Linked DNA regions of Homo sapiens: region 2 is linked to region 1. A link is a loop called in an ENCODE intact Hi-C map of the cell type or tissue named here. Cell type or tissue: endothelial cell of umbilical vein. All regions are shown on one strand. Each heading gives the region's core, and the rest is flanking DNA. Links, peaks and the distances in the headings are about the cores only. Region 1 overlaps IQCM (IQ motif containing M). Region 2 has its middle 98 kb from the start of IQCM.

Region 1 (16,046 bases), core at 5,312-9,311:
GAACAAAATAGAAGAGATTTATGAGATCCTGAGCTCTTGTAAAATGACCAGGCACCCTTTCCCATTGTACCTCACACTGGAGGAATAGAAAAAGAGAAATCTCAACGATAAAAGTCACATATTGTTTTGGGGAAAATCAGGAGTGCAGGGGTTTTATTGAAGGGGGCTATAGCAATAGCTCTGGGCACTGTCTAGATGATGTTTCCGCAGCCTTACAGAACATATCACAGCTCAAGGTGGTATAAGGAGAGCTACTGATACTGCTGAGTTTCCCAAGGGGTATGGGAATTCTGAGAAGGCTGGCTGACCGGAAAAGATCTAAGGTCAGGATAAGAAGAGGACAGAGTATATTCATTCAGTTACTGGAATTATAGCAGATATTAAGAATGAATGACAACTAATGGCTCCTAAGGTCCAGGTGGCATGATTTATGCCACAGAGGAGGCCAGCAAGGAGACAAGATTGCATTGAGGATGTCTGCACCAGATGAAAGGAAATGAGAGAGCAGGCCTATTATAAATGGGTACCCAGTCACAGAGTAAGAAAGAATAGAGAATTAAATTAGATGGCATATATAAATAATAAGAACATCATAAAAAGTCAAAATGTAGCTTATAGAATATTGAAATAAAAGAAGTCAGTCTGATTACCTACAGAAAAATATTTTCTACATGATATACTTGAGTTTGAAACTCCATACACTGTGCAACCTGGAAATATAAGGTTCATTAAAAGTGATTTCAACTCAATCAAGGGCAAGGGGTGGAAAGGAGCTAACCTAAGTAACTCTGGAAATCAGTGTTTTGATTGGAAACTGGAGGCTAAAGACAAAATGCACATGGATACAGATGGATTATATATATATATAAAATTATAGATATGTTTACAAATATGGGTTCATATTCATAAATATATTTCCTAATTCTACCCTCTGAGAGGGCCTGGAAATAGTGACACTTCAGTAGCAATGAGCACATCCAGTTTCTAAATACTATTTTCCAAGTAAAGGAAACATGATTCCTTGGATAAATAGATGATTCCAGGGCTGGGATAGCAGCAATACAAGACGTGCCTGCAGAATTGTGTAGTGACAGCAAGTAAGGAAATGCACAAAAGACAAAAAGATGGGGACATGTCAAAGAGACACAGGAGCCAACCTGAAAAAGCTCCCAATCTCTAAATCTGGAAAAAATTGAGCAACAACAATAACAAAATAATACAGTATTAGATTAGAATTCAAACTATAAAAGAAATATACATAACTATTTACTAGTATAATCAATAAATAAATGGTGAAGAAAATTTTAGTACAAAAGAATTCTTAATAAGCTTTATAGATACCTCCACATCCAGAAGAAAACTTTAATTCCTGTCCCCTACCCCCATCCTTTGAGTGTGAGCTAGACTTAGTTATGTGCTTTCATAAAACAGAAAATGTAAAGGGAAGGGGTAGCTTTATAATGAAGAAATCTGACAAACACTACTTTGGACAGGTAATCAAGATTAATATCACCAGTGATAAGTCATATTGATAGCATGTTCCCACTGATATGATGAGGACACTTCACCTCTGTGATATTCTTTCCAAAAATTTGTAATCCCAATCTAAGCTTAAAAAAAATCAGACAAATCCAAATTGAGGGACATTCTACAAAATACCCAATCGGTAATCCTCAAAACTGTCAAGGTCATGAATACAAGGAAATAATGAGAAACTGTCAAAGCCAAGATGAGCCTAATAAGACATGACAAGTAAACACACTGTGGAATTTAGAATTAGATGCTGGAATGGAAAAAGGACATTAGTGGGAAAACCAGTGAAATCCAAATAAAGTTCAGAGTTTGGTTAATTATAAGGTACAAATGTTAGTTTCTTAGTTTTCACAATTGTACCACAGTTATCTCATAGATGTTAATAGGAGAAGTAGGGGAGGGAATTCTGTATTATCTTTGTAAGTCTTCTATAAATCTAAAATTATTTCAAACTGAAAAGTTCATTTAAAAAGTGGTACCAACTTTTTTACTATATAGGAGGGCTATCACCAGTAACCCAAACATTAAAGCAAAATAACAGAAATACAAAAGAAAATATCATAGCTCTAATAAAAGAGTACCAACAGTATAGTGGGTAGATGCTAGACTTTTTAGACTGGCTTGTGAAAACCTAGGGTACAGTTTTCAACAAATTTTAGAAACATAATGGCAAAATATACTACTTATGGCTTTTAGAAAGAAAGAACCCTATTTCAATCCTCTTTCCCAGCTAAATTGGTCTACTCCTCTATGATCCTACCTCCAAAACTTCCCATATCTCTTTTCATTGAATGCTTTCATCCTGCTTGCTCCATTGCCTGTTTCTTGGCTATCCTTCAATAGGAGGTTCAAGTTCATGTCTGTTTGATGAATTCCCAGACATTAGTAACAACTTTGTCTTCTAAATTCTATAATCTTTTTACTCTATGTCAATGTTTACCACTTTTAATACTATATTTTTCATTGTCCTCAAAAAGAGAGTGGAAAGTCGATTAGCTTAGAAAATACATAACAGCATGAAGAGCTACACCAAGCCAAATAAACAAACAGAAGAAGCTACAAGAAGATTTAGGGGATGTGTTGATATCTACAACTTACTCTAAAATGCATTAAAAAAAGATATGGTTTGATGGGTGAATGGCAGAATGGATGTGTTCCTCAATAAGTTCTTTCAAATTTCCTGTATGTATAAAAATTTTCACAATAAAATGCTGGGGAAAAATACAGAAAGTTCAAAAATATTTGAAATAATTGCATATTTTGTCAATTGCAAAACGGATTTGAAAAACTAATAATGACAAACAATGAGGAAAACTAATAAAACTAACAATGAGAATAATAACTGTCATTTAATGTATTTAATTCTGTGCAAGGCACTGTGCTGAGTGATGTACTTATATTATCTCAATTTTTCTGTTTACCAATACCTGATGCTATCATTTTTATTATGAGAAGCTAAGACTCCTATTAGTAACATGTTTCATTGAGCTATAGATAAGTCTTGATCCACATATGATTTCAGAAATGTTTACAGCAACTCATTGGAAACCATAGCACTATTTATAGCACTCATTTTTTAAGGAGTTCCATGCTACATTATATTGTTGTGTGATTTATTATATGTATGCCCTGTATACAAACAAAACACCAGTAATTCACTTCAAAACAGAGGTAATTCACTTCCCTATATCATTACACTAAACTCTAGGAGAGTGTCCTATAGATAAATGAGTGTTTAGTAAATATTTGATAATGCTTATTCTTGTTTTACAGAAATTATATCATACTATTCACATTTTGACTTATTTACTCAAGAGGAATCTCTTGAAATCTATCCAAGCCAACTAGTGTATCTCTAATTCATTAAGTAGTACATAGTATTCTATTATATGAATGGGCCATAATATTCCTCTACTGATTAACATTTTCTTTGGTGCCCAGTTTTACCAACTAAAAATAATGCTACAATAAGCATGCTTATTTATTCAGTATGCTCTTATTTCCAGCAATAAGATTTCCAACATGAAGTGCAGAGTCAAAAGTATATATCATATTAATTTGAATAGATATTGCTAAGTTGCTATCTAAAACTCTATGAAAGTCATATTTCTACCAGCAATGTGGAACAGTGCATCTTTGCTTAGGTCTCAGCCAGCAAAAGAAGTTATTGCTTTATTTTGCTTTGTTTTAATTTTGGCCAGTCTAAAAGCTGTCAATCTCACTGTGTTTTTTCACCTATTAGTGATTTTGAGCATCTTTGCATATATTTGATAGCTGCTGCATTTTTGTTTTGCGAATGGTTCCTCAATATCTTTTACCTATTTTGCTATTAGATTGTGTCCTTGTTCTCTATTTTAAGTAGCTCATTGTATCAAACCTCTGCCTTCTAAAGTGCAATTCCCCTTCAAATTATATTTATAGATTTGTTTATATTATTTTTCACATAAAAGTTTGAAATTTATATAAAAACAAAGTCATTTGTCTTCTCTTTTATATTCTTTATTAAGAATACCTTTCCTGTTCCTAAATTGAATATGCAGCTCTCTAGATTGGCTTCCAGAGTTTTTATTAATTAAATAATTAATTGTTTTGGACTTGTTGAATTTTTTCAATTACTTCTTTTAGTATTTAGAGGTAATATTATATAATCAACCTTCTTAGAAGTATTGATGTTATAAACTATGAGAATAGAATTATTAATATGGTATCATTCTGAAATAGAATGTATTTGGCCTTAATATATCCTTCAATAGATGGCTGGACAACTTAACTTTTCTCCACATACTCAGTACTCATGACTGCTAAGGCAAAGAATACTCAACCATTTCCACCTTGTTAGAAACCTTTGGATCCTTCAGGTTCAATGATAACAAATCCATTTTCAGTTAATAGCTATGCATCCAGGTTTATATAAAAATTAGCTGGGGCTGTTTCTAAGCAAGGACATGAGAGATGAAAATACAAGATCAATTTTAGGGCTTTGAATTTGAAATTCCTCATCATATTTCTTTTTTTGAGGCTTTAAGGGGAATGATTGGAAAATACAGGGTAATAAAAGTTAAAGACATTAGAGTCAATGTGAAAGGCACAAATTATATATATACATGTATATATATATATACATATATATACATGTATATATATACATATATATACATGTATATATATACATATATATACATGTATATATATACATATATATACATGTATATATATACATATATACACGTGTATATATATGTATATATATACACGTGTATATATATGTGTATATATATACACGTGTATATATATGTGTATATATATACACGTGTATATATATATGTGTATATATATACACGTGTATATATATATATATACACGTGTATATATATATATATACATGTGTATATATATATATGTATTTTTTTTTTGAGATGGAGTCTCGCTCTGTCACCCAGGCTGGAGTGCAATGGCACGATCTCAGCTCACTGTGACGTCTACCTCATGAGTTCAAGTGATTCTCCCGCTTCAGCCTCCCGAGTAGCTGGGATTATAGGCACCTGCCATCATGCCTGTCTAATTTTTGTATTTTTGTAGAGATGGGCTTTCACCATGTTGACCAGGCCAGTCTTGAACTCCTGACTTCAGGTGATCCTCCTGTCTTGGCCTCCCAAATTGCTGGGATTATAGGCATGAGCCACCACACCTGGCTGACACAAATACATTTCTCTGAGCTGACCTAGATCCTAATATTCCAAACAAATATATGAGATTAACATAAGGAAGAGGCCCATCTAAAAAAGACATTTTTAAAACCTAAAAAAAATGTGTACAAATGCATTTTACCCCAAATGTTCTACATAACTTGGTATATTCCTTAACCTTCATTTGTTTTACAGCTTGTCATAAAAGTGGTATAGCATTACTATGATGATCTACCAGAAAATTCACAAGCAAGTGCTTAATTATTCACTTTATTTTAACTATGTTAGGAAAACAGCAGTGAAGATTTGAATTGCCAAATCGCCTAAGAAGAAATAATCATAAGAAAATTAAACAAGTGTTCTGATATATGTGCACAATGAGAAACAGCAAAGAAGGTTCAAACCATCTGTGCTTATAATCTTTTGGGTTCTAATTGAAATCCAAATTATCTTAATGGGATTTAGATAGCAACATTTAATAGACAAACTTTGCAAAGCAATATCTCACCAGAAAGTGATAAAAATCTTGCAATAATTTTAAAAATATTTATTTATTCTTATTTAATTTATTAATTTAGGAGACAAGGTCTCACTCAGTCACTCAGGTTGGAGTGCAGTGGTGCAATTACGGCTCACTGCAGCCTCAGTCTCCTGGGTTCGAAAGATCTTCCCACTTTAGCCTCCCAGGTAGCTGGGACTACAGGCTGGGGCCACCACGTCTGGCAATTTTTTTATTTTTGTAGAGAGGGGGTTTCCCTATGTTGCCCAGGCTGGTCTCAAGCTCCTGCCCTGAGGCAATCCTCCTGTGTCAGCCTCCCGAAGTGTTGGGATCATAGGCTTGAGCCACAACATCCCACCTGTTGTAACATTTTTAGCATAGAGTTTATGAGCATGAACTTTGGAATTTGTTAAGGCCACAGTCCAAATATTGGCACTTCTACTTAACATCTCTGTGATTTTAAGAAAGATGAACTTGCATTTCTTCATCCGTAAAATGAAAATAACAGAACCTACCTTCAAGGATTAGTATAGGAATTTAAAGAGAAAATATACATAAAGCACTTAATTTGAAGTATAATAATTTCTCAATAAACTTTAGCTGTTATTATTCCCCTTTTCCTCTTTTTTGTCCTCCTCCGCCCAGAGGACCAATAATAGCTTATCATCATTTGCATATATATATATATACACACACACATACACACTATACACACACTATACACACTCTATACACACACTATACACACACACACACACCCTTATATGGGGTTTACTGGGTTTTGTAAAAAGAGTGTGCTGGCTCTGTGAATGCACTTGCAGACAAGCAAACAACCCTCTCTTCCAGTGAACTGACCACCAAGTTGTTTCTTCTAACCTTTCCCTGTAGATAAGTTTCTGTATCTACCACTTATGTGTCTACATTCAGATGTGTAGACCACTGAAATATATAATTCTCCTTTCACTCTGATAGGTTTCCAACACACAACCCTACTCCTCCACCTACACACTATATTAAATTCTAGCAAATGTGTATTTTTATTTTGTTAATTCTTTATAGATAAATCAGATAGATAAATCTACCTGGTGTATCTAAGATATAACCAGTACACAGCCCAATTTTCCTGCCTTCTTACCCTTCCCTTCTTATATGCGCATGACTCTGGAAATATTGTAAGACTCAGTCAGGGGAATTTCTCGAATTTCCTTCTTTTAGACTTAGAAGTTAGGCAATGACAACTTCTGAGTAAGCATAGTTGTTAAGATGAGTATATAATCCCTTATCAAACAGGGTCTACATCTATGGAAGGGCTGGGAGCAGGATGTGTTTATAGGGTAAATATGCTCAAAGTTGTAAATTACCACTAGATGTCACCCTTTGTAACATGTAAGCAAACGTGGGGCAACTTTCTACTACCAAAGTACTCTGGAGCCAAGGCACTTGCCCCAGGCCTGAGAAACACCTAGCAGTAACATCGACTCTGCCTGTGACCCACTGCCACACTGGAAACAAATAATAAAGATTTCTCTCCAATGTAGTACTGAGGCTGGCTCTGAGTGTCCTCTGATCAGGATAGGAGAACCCACTTATTTTCACCAATAAGGACTTCATTTATTAACTATCCACCTCCTAAGGACTGAGGCACAACTGCCGTGTTTCTGTCTCCAAGAGTATCTATCTTTCCAAGCTCCATCATGCCAGAAGGCTGATGGAATTACCTCTTCTGTTCTCTTAGATTGTGTTGGTATCACTAGCAAGAACTGATATGGACCTCGGATTTTGCGATGAAAACTAAGATTAGTCAATACCTCTTTATCACATAAAGCTCCACAGAAATATGACCTAACTGTCCCTGATTCTCCAAGATTCATTCTACCACTGCTGACAGATCATGAAAGTTAATTTTGAGGCTGAAAATGCAGCATTTTTCTACTTCTCAAAACTGCACTGGAACTGAAGAGATAAAACATTGCTTAATTCATGAAAAACCCCAACTTTTTCTGGATTCACGTGTAGCATTTCTCTGCTTCTAAGGATGGCCATTCCTAAAGATCTAGTGGCATGTTCTAACCATGACCAATTCCTTTTTCTCCATTTGATACTTCTCATGAATTTCTCAAGCTTTAAAAAAAATTGTAATTAATCTGAACCAATAGTTAAAAACAATATCTGATATTTGATTCTTCCAACAACTTTCTGATAAGTACTTTAATTATCCCTATTCACAACTAACGAGGAAACTAAAGCTAACAATTTAAGTAACCTGCTCAAGATTAAGGAGCTACTAAATGCCAAAGCTTGAGCTTTAACCCACAGTAACTGCAGTTGACAATCAAGCCAAGCTTGACTGTTACCTACATTTTCAGATAAATATATTTCAATTATTTGTAAGCTTAGTTGTATTTCTTCAAGTTATCTTTACATTAAATTTACATTTTGTTTTGTAAACTAAAGTTGTACTATTGTTTATGAACTCATAGACTGTATTACTGATAAGTTTTATGAACAAAAATAAGTGTTTAATATAAGGTGTTCCATGAATTTTAGAATAAAAGAAACTCTAGGGGATGTGCCTGCTAAACCCATGGGCATGTAGATATGTGTAAACTTAAATGTAACCTTCCTAAGAAACCTGTAGGGTAGCCCCATATTTGAATGGAGAAAGCCTCATTCAAATATGGGGCTACACAATAGCCTTTCAGAAGGTTTAAGAACAAGTTAAGGTCACATAGACAGTAATTGGCAGGATGAAGGTGTACATGCAGATTGGGTTTTCTGACCATAACATTTATTTAATTTTCATTAAACTGAGCAATGCTTCAAAGTGAGGACTGTTTCTTAAGTTTTCCAGTTATGGCTTTATTTTTTTTTCTTATTAACAAACTAAGTTTAAGAAAATCAATTTGTAATCATACTCTCAATTGCACCTCTTTTCCTTACTTCATTCTATTGTCATAGTTCCTTGGTTTTGAGGGACAAAATTAGTGGTGTTACATCCTAGAATTTTTATCACTTGGCATCTACTATACTGGTAGTAAAGATTTTACATATAATATCCACTATACCATATCTGAATAGCACATGAATATTGTGTACCAATCCAGACAGTTTCATGCCTGAGATGGTTTATCACGAAATCTGTGTCTATAAGACAGAATAAACAGAATAGGTAAGTGATGCTTCTCAGAAAAACTGCAAAAATAAAGACCTTGTGTTAAATCTTCTGAAAGAAAATGTTGACTAGACTGATATTGTGAAAGCAAATGAAGTAACTAAATGTAGAAAGTTTTAAAAAATACTCTGGATCTTATTTTGTGTCAGGCACTAGTGAAATCACTTTATATGTTATTTTATTTTTTTAAATCACTACCCTTACATGACACCTACAATTGTAACCTCAAATTTTACACATGAGGAAACTGAGGCATAGAAATTACAAGTAAATTTCTCACAGTCACATGGCTAGTAAACTCCATGACTGGACTTCAAACCTAAGTAGTGTAAGTGGGGTGTCTGAATCCAACAGCAACAATAACAGCAATGAATCAGACACCATATAAGCACTTTGCCTGTATTTTCTCATTTAACCTTGACACTAACCCTATGAGATGTTACTATCATAGTTCTCATTTTAAGAATGAGAAAACGAAGGTTCACAGAGGTTAAATAACGTGTACAATATATTTAATGGATGGCTGTTCAGGATTTGAATCTAGCTAGTCAACAGACTATAATTTTGTCTATTAAGTGAATATAAATTACCTGCATAAATATTTAATTCAGGTATATGTGTGTATTTTATACAAATTTTTTTTCATTATTGACATTATAATCTTAGGCCCAGGAATTAAAATATAAAATGGTTATACGAGCATTTATAAATATTTTCTATTCATGGATATTGATTCTGTCATGGATATTGTGGGTTGACTCCTCACTTCTGGCCATCTTTTAGATCTAGAACACTGAGAAATTTTAAAAAATATTTCTCAGAGGCCCATGGAACTCAAATTCTGGATGTTAATTATTTTCCACCAATTAGCTACACTCACTTAAGATTCAGAAGACAGAAATAAGGTGGAAACCTTTTCTCTGCCCTCACCTTTTCTTTTAGTTCTTCTTGCAGGCAAGGTCAAGGAAAGGTGAGTTGTTTCTGCTTTAGTGTTAGAAAGGCTGTTATCTAGAACAGAAGCATTTGCAGTAGCAGCAGCAGCGGCAGCAGCAATGGCATCTTCTTGATTTCACATCCTGATTTTGAGGATCCCCACCTGGGGTATGTTCTTGAATTCAAAACTCCAATCCAATGTTAGACACCAAGGTGGTAGCACCCTTGACAGGTCATCTCTTTAGTGTTCTGAGTCATTTCTGGAGGCCCAAACTAGAAATCACCCCTTCAACCCTCCAACAAATTTAAGTACTTAATTATTGTATCCATCTATTTATTTATCTATCTATCACATTTCTAGTGTCTATTTCCTGCCCTGGGTTTTGACTGATACAGTATTCATTGTTTAAACTGCATTAGTGCTGCCTGATAGAAGTTCTTGTAGCTAATGCTTTTCAGACACTGTGTTGCTGATTTATTTTACAGTTTTGTCTCTCCATGAATTTCAGTCAATCTTCTTCATCCCATCCCCCTTTCTCAGTAACTTCACCCATTCACTACTCCAAAAACATCTTTGAAAACCATTTTGACAGCCAAGCCTAACAAACCCAAAATGATAACATTCCAGCTTAGGAATGTTATTTTGATAGAAAAAGAAATTCTAGAAATAGAATGTTCAAATTTTTATTTGTTGTAAGACACTTAAAATAATAATGCTATTAATGAAAGGAAGTTTTGTTTGTTTGCTTTCCTGTTTTCTGGTGTATTTATACTGGGAAACATGTCCTGAGACCTAGCTCCCAACTCCTGCCAACCTTGACCTTCCACTCACCTTTTACCACTGTGGTTACTTGCTTTGCTGCTGTTGCTGCTTGATCTTGCCTTGGATGTTATGTTTCAAAAAAGGAGTTTAGGTGCTTTTACCTGATACTTGGCTTTTGCTATAAAATGTAATTGTCTTCAAGACATGCGTATAAAAACTAGAGGACAAGATTATGCCAAGTTCCTTGCCTCTGCCACACTTTCTTTGTGTGTGTGTGTGTGTGTGTGTGTGTGTGTTGTGTGTGTGTGATGTTCTTTATTAGCAAAATTTAACAGAGAAGTAGCCATTAAGGTAGTCTCAAATCCATTCAGTTAAATAGCTCAGTAACTTCGTATCAAAGAATACATATTGGTATTGAAGCACCTTGCTTAATTTGTACTCAGCTGCAAACTAAAATAAATACCATACATATTTATATGTGATGGCTGTTGGGAAGAATATCAGAAGGGTAAACAACATTTGGGAAAACCAACAGGCATTTGTTTCTTTGTACCTGACCGAAACTACATTCAGCTGCTATTTGTGCTACTACATAGATGGGCGCCTACAGGCCATCTGATATTTCTGCTCTTGTCGTCTTTCCCTGTAGAAGGAAGGGAGGAAGCAGAGAGATCAAGAACTATGTCTAAGTCCCAGACACCATGATCAAATCAGAGAAGTCTAACACAAAGGAAAGTCCATATCACCAGGAGCTGGGTTAGTTTCTACTTTTTGTTTCTGGATGGCAATCAGGAAGAGGTTTGTAAAAATATATGTGTATATATAGTAAACAATTTCTACTTTCAAAGTGTTTTAAACATTAGTTTGAAAAATTAATCAGGTTAATACATTTCTGTGGAAAGAATAAGCACTTTTTGTCATTGGTCTCTTTCCAGGTCTTTTACAAAAATATGAACTACAATTATCATTGCTATTTTCTTGCTGCTGTTTTTCCTAAATATTTCCATTTAATTCATTGATTCTTCCTCCCGGTTTATGTTTCTTCAAATTCAGATTGGAAGTATGAAATTTTCTCAGAAAACAGAATTGGCTGCTTCAAGGTTATTTTGATTTAAACTTACAAATAATCATTTAATGAAACGAACAAACGTCTGTTCAATTTTCACTGATAAGGCCAGAAATGGAATATTTAGGTATTTTGTTTCCAATGATTTATTATAAAATTTTACAAACATATTAAAATCATGGAAGAATTACACAGAGAAACCACCTAAATTGTACAATTAATATTTTGCTGTGTTTTCTTTATCATGCATCTCTCCATCTATTTGCTCTGTTTGGGAATTCTGTAACCACCTCAAAAGAAGAATCAGGTGAAAAACATTAGAAAGGGCATGATTTTATAGAAATATTCCTACCCCACACTTAATAATGTTTTCATACATTTTGATTTTGCTTTTTACTATCCAAATTACAATAAGAATTTGGAAAATGTTTTAAGTGAACCCTGGGACTTTGTGACTCAGATCTCAATATTTTCTGCAGGTTTTCCCATGTTTTTCAATAAAGTAGGGTTTGTTGAGAAGTAGAGAAGAAAGGGTTATCATTGAGTATCAGACTAATATATAAAACTCCTTACATGCCATCACTCTGCCCTCAATTTTTAAATAATGGGATTTTATAAAAAGACTGAATAAAGGACTCTAAAGCGATAAACTGCAGAGAGATACAAGATGCTATTGCCAAAAACCAGATAGCATTCAATTAGTTTTTTTTAAGGCATTCTTATCACATCTCCTCCTAATATTAGCTTTCTCAATAAACAATAGCCTGCTGCAATATTGCCAGGGTTGCCCAGCTGAGATGACAATGTGCAGTGACAGATGATTGGGATCATCCGAAACTGTTGATGTTATTCACAAATGGCACTCACTGGTCCTTTAGTATAGGAGATTATTTTATGACTCTAACATGAAACCAGATTAATATTTATGTGGTAAGACAGATAAGAAATGCATTTTTCTGCAATAAAAAAATTAAACATATTTTTTGGGTCCATTTTCAGCTATTAACTTTTATCTAATTGAGTCTGATATGTACATAAGATAATGAGCACACACATCTTTCTGCTCTTTGAAAAGGCTTTAAATCTTGTATGACTATTCAAGACCTTAATTTAGGCTTTCAGATTGTATTTGCTTTAAATGAAGGAAAAATCAGTAGGGTAAAAAATATCTACAATTTAATATAATAATGCTACCACTCATACTGGGTTATGTCAATCTCTGGTTGTTAGACATATGAATTACTTGGTCACATGAAGCTACTGGGTCAAATTAAAGTTTATAATAATATTTTATAGACCATTCTTTTTCTCCAGAATACAGAAAATTTCTAGTTTTAAAACAAAAAATAAATAAGTCATTACTTTAGTCCATCTAACGAAAAAGTATATTTTTAATATATTTTGAAACATTGGCCGATTTGATAGGATTGAATCAATTAACATTCTGAAAAAAAATTAAATTTTATTTAGATGCCAGAACTGAAATACAACATATTGAAATCTTTGGAATTTTCAATTCAAGACATAAAGCAATTACTAGCTTACGATAAACAAAACATTTCTGAAGATTATCTCCAAGGCCCTGAAAGGTCTGGCTGCTTCCTATCTTTCCAGTCTCATCTGGAATGATGCTTGCAGGATTTCCAGGTGAGTCAACTCTCTAGTTTCCTCCTACCTTATTGAGCTACTTCTTCTCAATATTTAGAGATTCTCCATTTTCTCTGACCTGGAATCATATTCTGAGACTCAAACTGTCTTCTTTTTTCACTCTCTTGATGTCCTCATTCAGTACTGTGTCTTTAAATATCATGAATTTGTTAGTGTTTATCAAATGTATATTTCCAGTCTGAATATCTCCCTAAGCTCCAGATTTGATGGGGAAAGGGATCCTATGATCTACTACATATCCGGAAAATGTGGACCCTGTCAGTGATGTGCTATACTAGCAAGAGCAAATTCTATATGTCTCCTCCCAATTTTGCATTCAGAGACATGCGGGTAGCTTGAAATCAGCCATATTGGGAGTATTTAGCCCATGAAAATCAGCAAATGCTAAAAATCCTCACCTGTCCTTCCAGAGCTGGGTTAGCAGAACACAACTGCCTATCACATCCTGAAGAGGCCTGATATTGTTTGGCTGTGTCCTCACCCAAATCTCATCTTGAACTGTAGCTCCCATAATTCCCTCGTGTTGTGGGAGGGACCAAGTGGGAGATATTTTAATCATAGGGACGGTTTCCCTCATACTGTTCTCATGGTGGTGAATAAGTCTCACAAGATCTGATTGCTTTATAAGAGGAACACCCTTTCACTTGGTTTTCATTCTCTTGTCTTGTCTGCCAGCATGTAAGATGTGCCTTTCATCTTCTGTCATGATTATGAGGCCTCCCCAGCCACACAGAACTGTGAGTCCATTAAAGGCTCTGTCTTCATCAGCAGCGTGAAAATGGACTAACACAGTAAATTGGTACCAGTAGAGTGGGGAGCTGCTGAAAAGATACCCAAAAATGTGGAAGTGACTTTGAAACTGGGTAACAGGCAGGCAGAGGTAGGAACAGTTGGAGGGCTCAGAAAAAGATAGGAAAATGTGCGAAAGTTTGGAAATCCCTAGAGACTTGTTGAATGGCTTTGACCAAAATGCTGATAATGATATGGACAATGAAATCTAGGCTGAGATGCTGAGATGGTCTCAGGTGGAGATAAGGAACTTGTTGGGAACTGAAGCAAAGGTGACTCATTATATTTTAGCAAAGTGACTGGTGGCATTTTGTCCCTGCCCTTTTTTGAGATTTGTCTGACTTTGAACTTGAGAGAGAGAACTTAGGGTATCTGGCAGAAGATATTTCTAAGCAACAAAGCATTCAAGTGGTGACTTGGGTGCTGTTAAAGGCATTCAGTTTTATAAGGGAAGCACAGCATAAAAGTTTGAAAAATTTGCAGCCTGACAATGTAATGTAAAAGAAAATCCCATTTTCTGAGGAGAAATTCAAGCCGGCTGCAGAAATTTGCATAAGTAACAAGGAGCCAAATGTTAATCCCCAAGACACTATGGGGAGAATGTCTCCAGGGAATATCAGAGACCTTTACAACAGCCCCTCCCATCACAAACCTGGAGGCCTGGGAGGCAAAAATGGTTTCATGGGCTGGGCCTATGGTCCCTCTGCTGTGTACAGTCTAGGGACTTGGTGCCCTGCATCTCTGCCACTCCAGCTGTGACTAAAAGGGGCCAAAGTACAGCTTGGGCCATGGCTTCAGAGGGTGCAAGTCCCAAGGCTTGGCAGCTTCCATGTGGTGTTGAGCCTGTGGGTGCACAAAAGTCAAGAATTGAGGTTTGGGAACCTCCGCCTAGATTTCAGAGGATGTATGGAAACGCCTGGATGTCCAGGCAGACATTTGTTGCAGGAGCAGACACTGATGGAGAACCTCTGCTAGGGCAGTGCAGTAGGGAAATGTGGGGTGGGCACCCCCACACAGAGTCCTCATTGGGGCACTGCCTAGTGGAGCTGTGAGAAGAGGGCCGCCGTTCTCCAGATCCCTGAATGGTAGATCCACCAACAGCTTGCACCCTGCACATGGAAAATCCACAGACCCTCCATGCCAGCCCATGAAAGCAGCCAGAAGAGAGGCTGTACCCCACAAAGCCATAGAAGTGGAGCTGCCCAAGACCATGGGAATCTACCTCTTGCAACAGCATGACCCAGATGTGAGACATAGAGTCAAAGGAGGCCATTTTGGACCTTCAAGATTTAACTGCCCTGCTGGATTTCAGACTTGCATGAGGCCTTTAGCCCCTTTGCTTTGGCCAATTTCTTCCATTTGGAATAGCTGTATTTACCCAATGCCTCTACCCCCATTTTATCTAGGAAGTAACTAACTTGCTTTTGATCTTACAGGCTCACAGGTGGAAGGGACTTGCTTTGTCTTAGATAAGACTTTGGACTGTGGACTTTTGAGTTAATACTGAAATGAGTTAAGACTTTGGGGGACTGTTGGAATGGCATGATTTGTTTTGAAATGTGAAGATATGAGATTTGGAAGGGGCCAAGTGTGGAATCATAGGGTTTGCCTGTGTCCTCACCCAAATCTCATCTTGAATTGTAGCTCCCATAATTCCCTTGAGTTGTGGGAGGGACCAAGTGGGAGACAATTGAATCAAGGGGGTGGTTCCCCCATACTGTTCTCATGGTGGTGAATAAGTCTCATGAGATCTGATGGTTTTATAAGGGGAAACCCCTTTCGCTTGGTTTTCATTCTCTTCTCTTGTCTGCTGCCATGTGAGATGTGCCTTTCATCTCCCACCATGATTGTGAGGCCTCTCCAGCCACATGGAATTGTAAGTCCATTAAACCTCTTTCTTTTGTAAATTGCCCAGTCTCAGCTATGTTGAAAATGGA
Region 2 (16,046 bases), core at 6,665-10,664, 540 kb after region 1:
AATCTATCTTTATCATTCATTTCCTAGTTAGGTGTTGTGAAAAGAACACCAGCCTTCCTTCAGACACATTTAGTTTAAATCTCAAATCTGCCACTCACTATCCATGATATTTTCTACAAATTATCCATCCTCTTGGCCTCAACTTCCTCATGCCTAATAGGATTAGCTATGTCTCAAATAATTGTCATAGGCATTAAATGTTAATAATGTAGGTAAACTTCCTGACCCTGAATAGGTACTCAACAAATATTAATTGTTATTATTATCATAGCACCAACATACTCAATCTTACAAACTTGGATTATTAAAAATTCCAAAGGTTAAGGGGCTCTGGATTTACATAGGAGCTCAGAACTGAAAACTGTGCCCCTGATTAGATAATTGTCATAAACAATATGCATGGCATTCTGTATTTTAATATATGTATAAATAAGAGTTGTGTCATATGGAGATTTGAATATTTTCATATACACATCCACATATAATTCTCCATAACATACATGTATTTAAATAAAGGAATATTAATATATATGATAACAGTTAAGAAAAGGTTATTTTCATTTGTGAAAAATACAACTCTAGGCTCAGATGCCTTTACAAGGGAAAAGTAAGTTCTCTACCAAACATTCAGAGAACAGATAATTCTAGTCTTATATATATTGATTTAATTTAAAGGAGGGTGATACTGATGCCCAACTCATTTTGTATCAAGAAATAACCTTGACACAAAAATCAAGATATTTTAAAATGTAAAATTATAGATTCATCTTACGTATGATCATGAACACAAAATCCTAAACAAAATATTATCAATCCAAATCCAGCAGTATATTTTTAAAAAATAAAATATTTTATTTATCACAATAATACAAAGATGAATTAATGCAATAAAAATCTGTTTATGTAATTGATCATACAAATGGATTATAAGAAAAAAAATTACATAATCTCCTCAACAGGTAGAGTGAAAAAAAGGCATTTGATAACATTTAACCTACTCATGACTTTTTTTACATTAGCAAAATAGTACTAGAAAAAAAACTTCATTAATTTAAAAAGAATATATAATAAAAACTCAGAATGAGTATTATACTTAATGGAATATTATACTAAAGAAAAATCAGGATGTTTCGAAGCATTCCCTTTAAAGTCAAACATAAGACAAGGATATTCTATTATTGGTTCTATTCAACCTTGTCCTGGAATTCCTAATCAATCAGTAAAATAAAATTTAAAAAAGAGTTAAGGATTGGAAAGGAGTGGGCATAAGTATCACTGTTTTGTATATAACATGATTTTCAACCTAGAACACTTAAAAAAAATCTGCAGATAAATTACAAGAGAGTTTAGCTGAATGGTGTCTACCGCCATACCACCCTGAATGCACCCAATCCCATCTGATCTCAGTAGCTAAGCAGAGCTGGGCCTGGTTAGTACTTGGATGGGAGAGTTTAGCTGAATTGCAAGGTGAGAAAAAAGCAATACATTAAATCTGTAATGCTTCCATATACGTGTAACAATTAGAAAATGTATTTTTTAAAAGACTCCATTTTTAAAAAGACTCCATAACAACAACAAAAACTATAAAATACATACAAATAAAATTTAAAATGTTGGGTAGCACCTATATGGAAAAAATTTACCAAACATCATCTCAAGGTAGAAAAAAATAACCAAATGAAAGAAGAAATATATGATGTTCATGGGTGGAAAGAGTTGAACCATAAAGTTTTTCATTTTGCTCAAATTTATATATAAATCAATGTAATTCCAATTTAAAACTCCATAGATTTCTATGAAACTTGAAAAGCTGATGCTAAAATTTATTTAGAAAAGTAATGGAACAATAAAAGCTGAGATAGTTTTGGAGACAACAAACAAGCTGGGGTAACTTGACAAAGCAGTGAGGAATCAACACTTACTACAAAACTCTAGTAATTAAGACAATGGAGTCTTGACTAATTACACAAATGAGATGAATAAAATGCTCAAAAAAGAAAGAAGGTGTTAATAAATGGTTGTGGTACAGATAATTGAGCAAATATATTAATATTTATGTTAAAACATATTTATTTAATAAATTGGGCTGCCATACACAAAAGTTGTTTGTGATTTAAAAGAACAGAAAATGAAAAACAAAAGTTTACAACATTTATAAGAAAGGGAGACTATGTTTGCAGGATGAAAAAATATTTCTGAAACAAGGCATCAAAAGACAAGCAATAAAGAAAATACTTATACTACTGACTATACTTTTAAAATAAAACTTTAGTAGCACAAAAGACACATAAATAAGAAAATAAAATATGCTATATGCCAGGAGAAGGTATAACAAATATAACCATCAAGGGATGGGATCCAGAATTTAGCAAGAACTCTGAAAAATAAGAAAACAAAAGCTCAGTATAAAATAGGCCAAAGATAGAAATAGGAAGGTCAAAGAGAAAGAAACACGAATTGCTAATGAACAAATATAAAGATGTTATCCTACTCAGTAATCTAGAAAATGCAAATTAAGACTATGATATGATACCATTTCACACCCATGAAGTTAGCAATAAATTTAAAGTCTGTCAGTACCAAATGTTGGCAAGAATATGAAGCAATGAACTCTCCTAAACTACTGATGGAGTTACAAATTGGTACAATGTTGGAAAAAAATTTGGCAATATCTAATAAAATTGAAAATAGCCATACTTTTTGTCTCAGCAATTCTACTCCTAGAGAAACCGTAACAAGGTCTCCAAAGAGACCTATACACAATATTCTTTGCACTGCTATTTGTGATAGTGAAATGTTGAAAATAACCTATATGTCTACCAACAGAAAAATGGATTAAAAATTATGTGGTTAAACTATGGGATATTATCTTGTCATGTGATTCTTTACACTTTTCTGTATATTTGAAATAGCTCCCTTTTTTTAAAATGGTCAGGGAGGGTCAGAGTAGATGATATTTGAAAAATGAAATTCTTCCAAATATTTCAAATCTATTAGCTATGCTTGAAAAATGAGCAAAGAAATCTTTACACGATAAATTCACAAACACCTTGAATACATCAAAATGAATGATCTGTAAGGAACAGGTCTCATTAGACTAACCTAATTTTGTAACATGACAGAGTAATAGGCCTGGCAGATCAAGGGGCAGAGATAAATGCTATGTCCCAACTTTAGCAAGAATTCTTATCCTGTGCCATATGGTATTCTCATCAAAGAAACGGGAAAGGTAAAGAAATGTAAAAAAGAAAACAGGGATAGCATAGTCTAGACCTGGACTCCAGCCAACAGAATAAAATTACCCAGCACACTAGAAGATGGATAACTCTTCCTTCGGGGCTTATCAACCTCTGAGAACTAAACCAAAGTCTCTTGGCCTGGTGATAAAATGAAAACCCATAGGCCTTAAATGTGCAATTGACATCTAAGAGGCAGTGAGAAGAGCTCCATAATATGAAGATGTATTTTATTAAAATCGAGGAAGTGGTCAAAACCGAGCTAATATTTAAAGAGAGGATGACAAAAGAGTAGCACAAATAAGGAAGGGAAATTAATATTTTAAAAATAAAAGTGCCAGCTAGGAAGCACAATTCATATTCCTCTACATGAGAAACAACTTTATCCGGGAAAGTGGTGATTTTCTATTAAGCAGTCATTTGATGAGAGACACACAGGATAGCAAGAGAGGGATCAGGCTTCTCTGCAGCTGCATCTCCACGCTGTCCCAGGAAGCAAACCTGCCTGAGAGACCATTCATGTGAGCGACCAGCCAGACAGTTTCATGTACTGGGGCTGCCCAGTTGAGAGTAGAAATCACTTTAGAGGTCAGATGGGACATCAAGTTGAATTTTAAACATGAACGTGTCACTGTGATCTGGAAATCTATTAAAATAATGTAACATAAAAGTAGGAATGCTGCACTGACAAACCAGAATCCCCGTTTTCTCCATTTTGGCTCCACTGCGTGTCCACTTCCATTTCCACCACTTAAAGATGGAATAGGATATAGGAAGGTGGGTGGGGAGATTCTTCAAAATCAGCCAGTTGTTATAAAATTATGCCTGTGGAAAACAAATGATTTTAAAATCCAGATTGTGAGAGAATTTTAGTAAGCTATTTCACATATACAAAAGGCCTTACCGAGAATTCTGTGGCCAGCTGTTCTTAATTAGAGAGATAAGAAAATAAGGATTTAGATGTGCGAGATGGGATACTTAGATGAAAAATTTTACACGATTTTCCTGACAGAGAGCAGCTGATAAACCTTAGGAAGACTTTACATGAGAAATTGTAGAATCACAACTTTAAAGAAGGCATTCTTTAAATAAAATCTTTTCTGCTCTGGATAATTCTCTCAAAATTTCTCTCAGCCCTCAAATAAAAACTGTCCCAGAAATATTCTCCCCACCTAAAAAAAATTACCAAACAATTTTGAGGAAATATATTAAGAGAAGAAAGTCATTACATATTATACATTAAGCACATGGCAAAGTAAACTTTGCACTGTGCAATGAAGGTATTTTACCTTATACTATACACCCACATTCAAAACGTTGTTTTGCTTTTAAAAAGCATTGGTTAATGCTTCACAGAAAAATATATAATTTCAGAAACCATCTGCCTATGAGTCATATTTCCTCATTGCTTCCTCGTGTTTTCTTAACTAATTTGTTAATATTTGCATAAAAACAGGACCTTACTTTCATGAAAACACAGATATTCAATCAATGTTTATAATATTACACATTTGTTGAAATTACACTGAACAAAAAGCACATATATAATTCTTAGGTGCTTGCATGCTGAATGTGTGAGCACTCCTAGAATAAGTATTATGTGTGTATCTGACATGGTAATTGCTGGTGTTTTTCTATTCTCCAGGATCTGTTTTCTTATTTAAGGAGTGAGCCCAACTCTTCCACTTATAGGGTGGAGTGGCAAAGAGGAGAGAAGAGGTGAGAGGTTATCAGGGTGTGGGGTGTGGTGGTGCCTCCCTCTGTGTCACTCCTACACTTGCTTTCTTTTTTTATTATTATTATACTTTAAGTTCTAGGGTACATGTGCACAATGTGCAGGTTTGTTACATATGTATACATGTGTCATGTTGGTGTGCTGCATCCCTTAATTCATCACTTACATTAGGTCTATCTCCTAATGCTATCCCTCCCCCGTCCCCCCAACCCCACGACAGGCCCCGGTGTGTGATGTTCCCCACCCTATGTCCAAGTGTTCTCATTGTTCAATTCCCACCTATGAGTGAGAACATGCGGTGTCCTTGCTTTCTTAAAGGAATGAGGGCAGGTCACCGATGCACATGCACACATGAATTGCTAAAATGGGGAGTTTTTCCTAGCTGAGATTCAACAACAGCTCTCTCTGGCCAGGAAGTGCCACTTACAAGTGCAATCATTTGGGCCCTTAGCATCAGCAACTACAACCCTCAGACTGAACAAACTATTGATGCAAATGTGCACACAGAACCATTTCCAAAGATTCTTTGAAGTTACACATGATTGTGAGGAACATTTTAAGTTTGGAGGGATTTCATCCATTTCAGACCAAACCAAACATCACACCAAGTTAGAATCCTAAGGCATCAAAACAATAGAACACTTGAAAATTTTTCTAAATGACAACTCCAGAGATTAATACATGTGTTTTAGACACACTTAAATGTGCCTCAAATTAGTCTTTATAAAAGGTGTATTATCACATCATCGTTTATATGTAAGTGTAGGTGTCGGCACTATACGTGTACAGCCACTTGGTTTCAGGGGGCACCTACCTCAAATAGACCACCCCACTTTTTATTTTTTCTGGCTCCTGTTTCTTCATAGGAAGTGCACAGAGATGCATGTCTACACACACTTTTACAGGTACTTATACATTCACCTATTTAACACCGTGCATGTTCCTACACGTTAGGTGGATACTCTGTACATGTAGTATATTTACAGATGATTTACTGAGTCATAAAATCCCCCTTACCCTTTCTCAGCATAATAAGCATGAAGCAGTTAAAGAAAAAAAAAAGGAACAAAACACACACAGGGACTTGGCAGAAAGCTAAAAATAACAACGACATTTTTGAAGAGAAAATTGTAGAAGCAGGCTTTAAGGGGGATAAAGTTTTTCCAACACCATGGGAAAGTCACATTTCTTCCTTAGGCTTCCAAACCTTATTTAAGCTGTTAGGCAAACATGAAGAACTGTACCTCAGCTTCTAGCAGCTGCACATGGAGTGAAACCTGTATAGACTACCTACCTGTAAGTTTAGTCTGGGAAAAATAGATATTTTTAATTAAACTTTAATACTTTCAGATATCTATAATAATCCAAGAAGGCCAAGAAATGGTTAATGTGGTGAACCTGGATTTAATGAATAGATAAGCAGAATTTCTTAACAAGCCCACAAATATTCTTGCCAAATTTAAATGTATATCAAATTCAAATTAGATTTTTTAAAAGGTATAACCTGCCATGTATATTTTAAGCTAATCACAGAAAATCTATAGCATAAAAATGCTTTTAATTCCACATTCTAATGTGTTCAGACATTTAGAGTCACAATATTTCAAAATTATACCAATAAGATATCAGCTATTTCTTATTTGGAAGAGGTGTAAAGAACACTTCCCCACCCCAGCCCATTGACCGCTACTGCCGTGTGTAAATTTGCTAGAAAACGTTACAGCAGTGGCAAGAGGGATGTCAGGATCACCCCTCCCTTCCTAGGAGATGATGCTATTGATTAGTTGCAGGAAAGAGGGGCAACATAGTGATCGCTATAGCCAAGGAATCATTTAGCCTTAATAGAGTTTTGTGAAGCCAAAATGGTCACTTGTGTGTTTTTTAATTCATATTAAATTCCTGTTTAATGGTTCACACAATGTTTTACTTCTCTAGAACCTCTTTTATGAAATTTTCATGGAGAAGTAACTCACTAACACTAGGTTGCTTTTGTCATATCCAGTCAAGAGTATGGCTCCAAATACAGCAATTGGCCTTCATTGAATACCGTACAGACAGTGTTATATTTCACACATACCCATGCTGTCCTGAGTTTTTTCCTTCTTTTTTTTTTTTGGTTTACATTTTTTTCTTTTTATTGTGGTAAAATATATATAACATAAAGTTTGTCATCTTAGTCATTTTTAATGTACATTTCAACAACATTAATTACATCCACAATGTTGTATGACCATTATCATATCTATTTCTGAAATACTTTATCATGCTCATCAGAAATTCTATACCCACTAAGTGACAACTTCCCATTCCTCCTTCTCCTCAACCCCCAATAGCCACTAATCTACTTCTATCTGTATGAGTCTTCCCTACTGTAAGTATTTCATGTAAGTGGAATCATGCAATATGTGTCCTTTTGTATCTGGCTTATGCTACTTCAATTAGCATGTTTTCAAGGTTCATCCATGTTACTGCATATACTGGAACTTCATTTTTACAGTCAAATAAGATTCCATTGTATGTGCATATCACATTTTATTTATCCATTCATCTGTTGATAGACACTTGGATTGTTTTCAAGTTTTGGCTGTTGTAAATAATGCTGCAACAAACACTGATGTACAGGTATCTGTTTGAATCTCTGTTTTTGATTCCTTTAAGTTTATAACTTAAGAGTGAAACTGCTGGGGCATATGATCATTCTAGGTTTAACCTTTTGGAGGATCCACCAAACGGTTTTCCACAGCAGCTGCACCATTTTACATTCCCACCAGCAGTTTTCTCCTTCTCAAGCAACTTTATTTTAAGCCTTAGAATAGCCAAGAAAAAAAAGGACGGAATAAAGAATTGGCCTGTATCTCAAAGAGCCAGCCTGTGTAATCTTTAATCTTGTCACACTATACTCCTTTTATAAATGGCCTGCAAAATAGTCCCCATTTTAACACTTGGTTTTGTTTGTGTTTTTCTATTAAATAATCACATGCAATTAAGTAAATATTTCTTCTTTTAGTTCAGTAGCCCATATTATTTCCATTCTCCATGACAGCACTGTGGGAAAGCACTATTTTGGTTGAATGGAAGGAAACATGTCCAAGGCCTATTATTAGTTACCCTACGCATATTCTGGGAATTGTCCTCCGCTCCCCTAAATACCCAGATCCTTCCACACCACCAGATTGTGGTTACACTTTCCAGTCCTTTTCCTCCTTTAAAAAATTTTCCCATGTCATTTCCCAGAGCAATTGCAGGCTGCTCTTCCTGCTGCTGGCAGACTGATTGTCTCATTTAGTGGTGTAATTTTGTGTTGCCTACAGAAAGAATTTCTTCTGCATTAATCTTTTGTCTTAAAATTTCAGGAATAACCTCACTAAGTATACAATTTAGTGGTTGCTAGGAATGTGAACTGCACTTGATTGCAACAAAAGAGACCACGGATGACATTCTTGAAAACTGCACTTTATACATTTTTTTGGTCCATATAGTGCCATCAACTGATGCATTACAAAGTCCTTAGAGAGCAAGAACCCCACTAGAGGGCGCATTCTCAATGTGCGACCAAAAGCAGACCCTCCTTTCTCATATTGCTAACCTACTTAGGAGGCAGATAGAAATCAAAAATAAAATGTTATTATTGAGTGGCTAGCAGGGGCCAGGATTAGGATGAGGCACGTGAGATAGTCCCTCTGGGTGCAAAACTGAATGAGTGCCAAAAATCTTGGTAATCCAGATAAGTAATAAGTTAATGTAATATTTTGAGAAATAAAAATTAACGCAAAAACATCCATGATGAACAACATACCAAAATTTTAAATAAAGATAAGTATTACTGCCTTTTTCTTTTTCCTCTGGCTCTTATATGGCTCAGCACAGCACTAGTGGCTAGAAAGGTTTTCTTTTTGACAAAAGAAAAAAAGAATCACTGTAACATTTCTATGGTTCCATTACTCTACTTCCTCAAATTTCTCTCCCATGGAAATCATTCACACAGAGTCCTGGGCAAAACTGTGTACCAAGTAAAGTTTATCCTGAGGGGGTTCTATCTCTTTTTCCCTGCCCTCATCCCCAAACACCCAGTGTTCTCATGCCGTCCTGACTTCTCAGGGCGTCCCACTTGGGCATCTTAGCTAGACCTGCTGTCTCTAAAAATAGTCCAAACTCTGCACCTCTTCTAGCCCTTGTGTAGCACCCCCCAAAAAAAGAATAGGTCCCAAGGGGAAAAGTAGTTTGATATCAAAAAAGCCTAAGACCATTGAGATAGAGAAAAATTAGTCTTACATAGAGTCGTACAATTCTAGAATAAGATGAGAGCTCTACCAAACCAATTCTGTTTATTTTACTAATAAGGTTAACAGGCTTGGGGGAGGAGCCAATATGGCCGAATAGGAACAGCTCTGGTCTACAGCTTCCAGCGTGAGCGACGCAGAAGATGGGTGATTTCTGCATTTCCATCTGAGGTACCGGGTTCATCTCACTAGGGAGTGCCAGACAGTGGGCGCAGGTCAGTGGGTGCGGGCACCATGCACAAGCCGAAGCAGGGTGAGGCATTGCCTCACTCGGGAAGCGCAAGGGGTCAGGGAGTTCCCGTTCCTAGTCAAAGAAAGGGGTGATGGACGGCACCTGGAAAATCAGGCCACTCCCACCCGAATACTGCGCTTTTCCAACGGGCTTAAAAAACGGCGCACCACGAGATTATATCACGCACCTGGCTCGGAGGGTCCTACACCCACGGAGTCTCGCTGATTGCTAGCACAGCAGTCTGAGATCAAACTGCAAGGCAGCAGCCGAGGCTGGGGGAGGGGCGCCTGCCATTGCCCAGGCTTGCTTAGGTAAACAAAGCAGCCGGGAAGCTCCAACTGGGTGGAGCCCACCACAGCTCAAGGAGGCCTGCCTGCCTCTGTAGGCTCCACCTCTGGGGGCAGGGCACAGACAAACAAAAAGACAGCAGTAACCTCTGCAGACTTAAATGTCCCTGTCTGACAGCTTTGAAGAGAGCAGTGGTTCTCCCAGTACGCAGCTGGAGATCTGAGAAGGGGCAGACTGCCTCCTTAAGTGGGTGCCTGACTCCTGACCCACGAGCAGCCTAACTAGGAGGCACCCCCCAACAGGGGCACACTGACATCTCACACGGCAGGGTACTCCAACAGACCTGCAGCTGAGGTTCCTGTCTGTTAGAAGGAAAACTAACAAACAGAAAGGACATCCACACCAAAAACCCATCTGTACATCACCATCATCAAAGACCAAAAGTAGATAAAACCACAAAGATGGGGAAAAAACAGAACAGAAAAACTGGAAACTCTAAAAAGCAGAGTGCCTCTCCTCCTCCAAAGGAACGCAGTTCCTCACCAGCAAAGGAACAAAGCTGGACAGAGAATGACTTTGACGAGCTGAGAGAAGAAGGCTTCAGACGATCAAATTACTCTGAGCTACGGGAGGACATTCAAACCAAAGGCAAAGAAGTTGAAAACTTTGAAAAAAATTTAGAAGAATGTATAACTAGAATAACCAATACAGAGAAGTGCTTAAAGGAGCTGATGGAGCTGAAAACCAAGGCTTGAGAACTACGTGAAGAATGCAGGAGCCTCAGGAGCCAATGCGATCAACTGGAAGAAAGGGTATCAGCAATGGAAGATGAAATGAATGAAATGAAGTGAGAAGGGAAGTTTAGAGAAAAAAGAATAAAAAGAAATGAGCAAAGCCTCCAAGAAATATGGGACTATGTGAAAAGACCAAATCTATGTCTGATTGGTGTACCAGAAAGTGATGGGGAGAATGGAACCAAGTTGGAAAACACTCTGCAGGATATTATCCAGGAGAACTTCCCCAATCTAGCAAGGCAGGCCAATGTTCAGATTCAGGAAATACAGAGAACGCCACAAAGATACTCCTCAAGAAGAGCAACTCCAAGACACATAATTGTCAGATTCACCAAAGTTGAAATGAAGGAAAAAATGTTAAGGGCAGCCAGAGAGAAAGGTCGGGTTACCCTCAAAGGGAAGCCCATCAGACTAACAGCGGATCTCTCGGCAGAAACCCTACAAGCCAGAAGAGAGTGGGGGCCAATATTCAACATTCTTAAAGAAAAGAATTTTCAACCCAGAATTTCATATCCAGCCAAATTAAGCCTCATAAGTGAAGGAGAAATAAAATACTTTACAGACAAGCAAATGCTGAGAGATTTTGTCACCACCAGGCCTGCCTTACAAGACCTCCTGAAGGAAGCGCTAAACATGGAAAGGAACAACCGGTACCAGCCGCTGCAAAATCATGCCAAAATGTAAAGACCATCGACACTAGGAAGAAATTGCATCAACTAACGAGCAAAATGACCAGCTAACGTCATAATGACAGGATCAAATTCACACATAACAATATTAACTTTAAATGTAAATGGACTAAATGCTCCAATTAAAAGACACAGACTGGCTAATTGGATAAAGAGTCAAGACCCATCAGTGTGCTGTATTCAGGAAACCCATCTCACGTGCAGAGACACACATAGGCTCAAAATAAAAGGATGGGGGAAAATCTACCAAGCAAATGGAAAACAAAAAACGGCAGGGGTTGCAATCCTAGTCTCTGAGAAAACAGACTTTAAACCAACAAAGATCAAAAGAGACAAAGAAAGCCATTACTTAATGGTAAAGGGATCAATTCAACAAGAAGAGCTAACTATCCTAAATATATATGCACCCAACACAGGAGCACCCAGATTCATAAAGCAAGTCCTGAGTGACCTACAAAGAGACTTAGACTCCCACACATTAATAATGGGAGACTTTAACACCCCACTGTCAACATTAGACAGATCAATGAGACAGAAAGTCAACAAGGATACCCAGGAATTGAACTCAGCTCTGCACCAAGCAGACCTAATAGACATCTACAGAACTCTCCACCCCAAATCAACAGAATATACATTTTTTTCAGCACCACACCACACCTATTCCAAAATTGACCACATACTTGGAAGTAAAGCTCTCCTCAGCAAATGTAAAAGATCAGAAATTATAACAAACTATCTCTCAGACCACAGTGCAATCAAACTAGAACTCAGGATTAAGAATCTCACTCAAAACCGCTCAACTACATGGAAACTGAACAACCTGCTCCTGAATGACTACTGGGTACATAACGAAATGAAGGCAGAAATAAAGATGTTCTTTGAAACCAACAAGAACAAAGACACAACATACCAGAATCTCTGGGACACATTCAAAGCAGTGTGTAGAGGGAAATTTATAGCACTAAATGCCCACAAGAGAAAGCAGGAAAGATCCAAAATTGACACCCTAACATCACAATTAAAAGAACTAGAAAAGCAAGAGCAAACACATTCAAAACCTAGCAGAAGGCAAGAAATAACTAAAATCAGAGCAGAACTGAAGGAAATAGAGACACAAAAAACCCTTCAAAAAATTAATGAATCCAGGAGCTGGTTTTTTGAAAGGATCAACAAAATTGATAGACTGCTAGCAAGACTAATAAAGAAAAAAAGAGAGAAGAATCAAATAGACGCAATAAAAAATGAGAAAGGGGATATCACCACCGATCCCACAGAAATACAAACTACCATCAGAGAATACTACAAACATCTCTACGCAAATAAACTAGAAAATCTAGAAGAAATGGATAAATTCCTCGACACATACACCCTCCCAAGACTAAACCAGGAAGAAATTGAATCTCTGAATAGACCAATAACAGGATCTGAAATTGTGGCAATAATCAATAGCTTACCAACCAAAAAGAGTCCAGGACCAGATGGATTCACAGCCAAATTCTACCAGAGGTACAAGGAGGAACTGGTACCATTCCTTCTGAAACTATTCCAATCAATAGAAAAAGAGGGAATCCTCCCTAACTCATTTTATGAGGCCAGCATCATTCTGATACCAAAGCCGGGCAGAGACACAACTAAAAAAGAGAATTTTAGACCAATATCCTTGATGAACATTGATGCAAAAATCCTCAATAAAATACTGGCAAAACGAATCCAGCAGCACATCAAAAAGCTTATCCACCATGATCAAGTGGGCTTCATCCCTGGGATGCAAGGCTGGTTCAATATACGCAAATCAATAAATGTAATCCAGCATGTAAACAGAGCCAAAGACAAAAACCACATGATTATCTCAATAGATGCAGAAAAGGCCTTTGACAAAATTCAACAACCCTTCATGCTAAAAACTCTCAATAAATTAGGTATTGATGGGACGTATTTCAAAATAATAAGAGCAATCTATGACAAACCCACAGGCAATATCATACTGAATGGGCAAAAACTGGAAGCATTCCCTTTGAAAACTGGCACAAGACAGGGATGCCCTCTCTCACCACTCCTATTCAACATAGTGTTGGAATTTCTGGCCAGGGCAATTAGGCAGGAGAAGGAAATAAAGGGTATTCAATTAGGAAAAGAGGAAGTCAAATTGTCCCTCTTTGCAGACGACATGATTGTATATCTAGAAAACCCCATTGTCTCAGCCCAAAATCTCCTTAAGCTGATAAGCAACTTCAGCAAAGTCTCAGGATAAAAATCAATGTACAAAAATCACAAGCATTCTTATACACCAACAACAGACAAACAGAGAGCCAAATCATGAGTGAACTCCCATTCACAATTGCTTCAAAGAGAATAAAATACCTAGGAATCCAACTTACAAGGGATGTGAAGGACCTCTTCAAGGAGAACTACAAACCACTGCTCAAGGAAATAAAAGAGGATAACAAACAAATGGAAGAACATTCCATGCTCATGGGTAGGAAGAATCAATATCGTCAAAATGGCCATACTGCCCAAGGTAATTTACAGATTCAATGCCATCCCCATCAAGCTACCAATGCCTTTCTTGCAGAATTGGAAAAAACTACTTTAAAGTTCATATGGAACCAAAAAAGAGCCCGCATCGCCAAGTCAATCCTAAGCCAAAAGAACAAAGCTGGAGGCATCACACTACCTGACTTCAAACTATACTACAAGGCTACAGTAACCAAAACAGCATGGTACTGGTACCAAAACAGAGATATAGATCAATGGAACAGAACAGAGCCCTCAGAAATAATGCCGCATATCTACAACTATCTGATCTTTGACAAACCTGAGAAAAACAAGCAATGGGGAAAGGATTCCCTATTTAATCAATGGTGCTGGGAAAACTGGTTAGCCATATGTAGAAAGCTGAAAATGGATCCCTTCCTTACACCTTATACAAAAATCAATTCAAGATGGATTAAAGACTTAAATGTTAGACCTAAAGCCATAAAAACCCTAGAAGAAAACCTAGGCATTACCATTCAGGACATAGGCATGGGCAAGGACTTCATGTCTAAAACACCAAAAGCAATGGCAAGAAAAGACAAAATTGACAAATGGGATCTAATTAAACTAAAGAGCTTCTGCACAGCAAAAGAAACTACCATCAGAGTGAACAGGCAACCTACAGAATGGGAGAAAATTTTTGCAACCTACTCATCTGACAAAGGGCTAATATCCAGAATCTACAATGAACTCAAACAAATTTACAAGAAAAAAACAAACAACCCCATCAAAAAGTGGGTGAAGGATATGAACAGACACTTCTCAAAAGAAGACATTTATGCAGCCAAAAAACACATGAAAAAATGCTCATCATCACTGGCCATCAGAGAAATGCAAATCAAAACCACAATGAGATACCACCACACACCAGTTAGAATGGCGATCATTAAAAAGTCAGGAAACAACAGGTGCTGGAGAGGATGTGGAGAAATAGGAACACTTTTACACTGTTGGTGGGACTGTAAACTAGTTCAACCATTGTGGAAGTCAGTGTGGCGATTCCTCAGGGATCTAGAACTAGAAATACCATTTGACCCAGCCATCCCATTACTGGGTATATACCCAAAGGATTATAAATCATGTTGCTATAAAGACACATGCACACGTATGTTTATTGCGGCATTATTCACAATAGCAAAGACTTGGAACCAACCCAAATGTCCAACAATGATAGCCTGGATTAAGAAAATGTGGCACATATACACCATGGAATACTATGCAGCCATAAAAAATGATGAGTTCATGTCCTTTGTAGGGACATGGATGAAATTGGAAATCATCATTCTCAGTAAACTATCGCAAGAACAAAAAACCAAACACCGCATATTCTCACTCATAGGTGGGAATTGAACAATGAGATCACATGGACACAGGAAGGGGAACATCACACTCTGGGGACTGTTGTGGGGTGGGGGGAGGGGGGAGGGATAGCATTGGGAGATATACCTAATGCTAGATGACAAGTTAGTGGGTGCAGCGCACCAGCATGGCACATGTATACATATGTCACTAACCTGCACAATGTGCACATGTACTCTAAAACTTAAAGTATAATAATAAAAGAAAAAAAAAACTTAAAAAAAATAAAAATAAAATAAAAATAAAAATAAAAAAATAAGGTTAACAGGCTCAAGGGGATTAAAAAGGACTAGTGAAACGATTACACATGAGGCATAGTCAAGACTAGGACCCAGGTCTACTTGCTTCCTTCCCATTACACAAAATTGTCAGAACTTTTTTGCTTTTATTCCATGTTTTTACATTTGTAGGCAAATATTTAAAAATTCAGAAATTTCTGGGACATGAGATCATTCCACTTGTATTTTAGAGTTTACTACACAGTCAACATAATTAATGATTTCAAATATTTATTCAGAGATTATTTTGTATCCAAGATACTGTCATAAAAAGTCAAGATCCTAGTGTAGGAGGTGAAATTTCAAATAATCATTGAATAGCTAAAAAAAAAAAAAAAGAAAGCTCATGGAGATAGAAAATGGGCAAACATAAATGAGGAAATTCAGAAAACTAGGCACTGCATAGGTTTGCTACAATAAAAAAAGAGCAAGCATTTAAATGGGTTACAAAATTGGACACTGGAAAGCTTCTTCGAACATTTCAGTAATCAGAATATCTTCAAGGTTTGGTACAGGAATGCAAAAGGATTTCCTGACAATTGTATCCCATATACCAAACAAGTGACCTGGCTTCAGACTCCTTTGCCTTTTAACTAGTTTCTCATTACAGATGCTCCTTG

The links. Hi-C counts contacts between places; a loop is a spot of excess contacts. Peaks named below come from ENCODE experiments on the same cell type or tissue, not always from the same donor. Only the 100,000 strongest peaks of a DNase experiment are listed, where the experiment ranks them.
Region 2: a loop joins it to region 1, with 6 times the contacts of the local background. A loop is called at or near these places in 1 of 110 quality-filtered maps.

Annotation. Positions count from the first base shown.
Region 1 is chr4:149,364,117-149,380,162 of GRCh38, forward strand. All of the region lies in intron 13 of IQCM (IQ motif containing M), which reads right to left. Among named protein-coding and RNA genes, the nearest start is that of LINC02355, 220 kb to the left of the region's middle. In endothelial cell of umbilical vein, for the core only: no CTCF peak of the experiment used is centred there; a DNase peak (open chromatin) is centred at 7,095.
Region 2 is chr4:149,906,201-149,922,246 of GRCh38, forward strand. It overlaps the pseudogene RNA5SP167. Among named protein-coding and RNA genes, the nearest start is that of IQCM, 98 kb to the left of the region's middle. In endothelial cell of umbilical vein, for the core only: a CTCF peak has its summit at 8,510 (motif pointing right); a DNase peak (open chromatin) is centred at 8,511.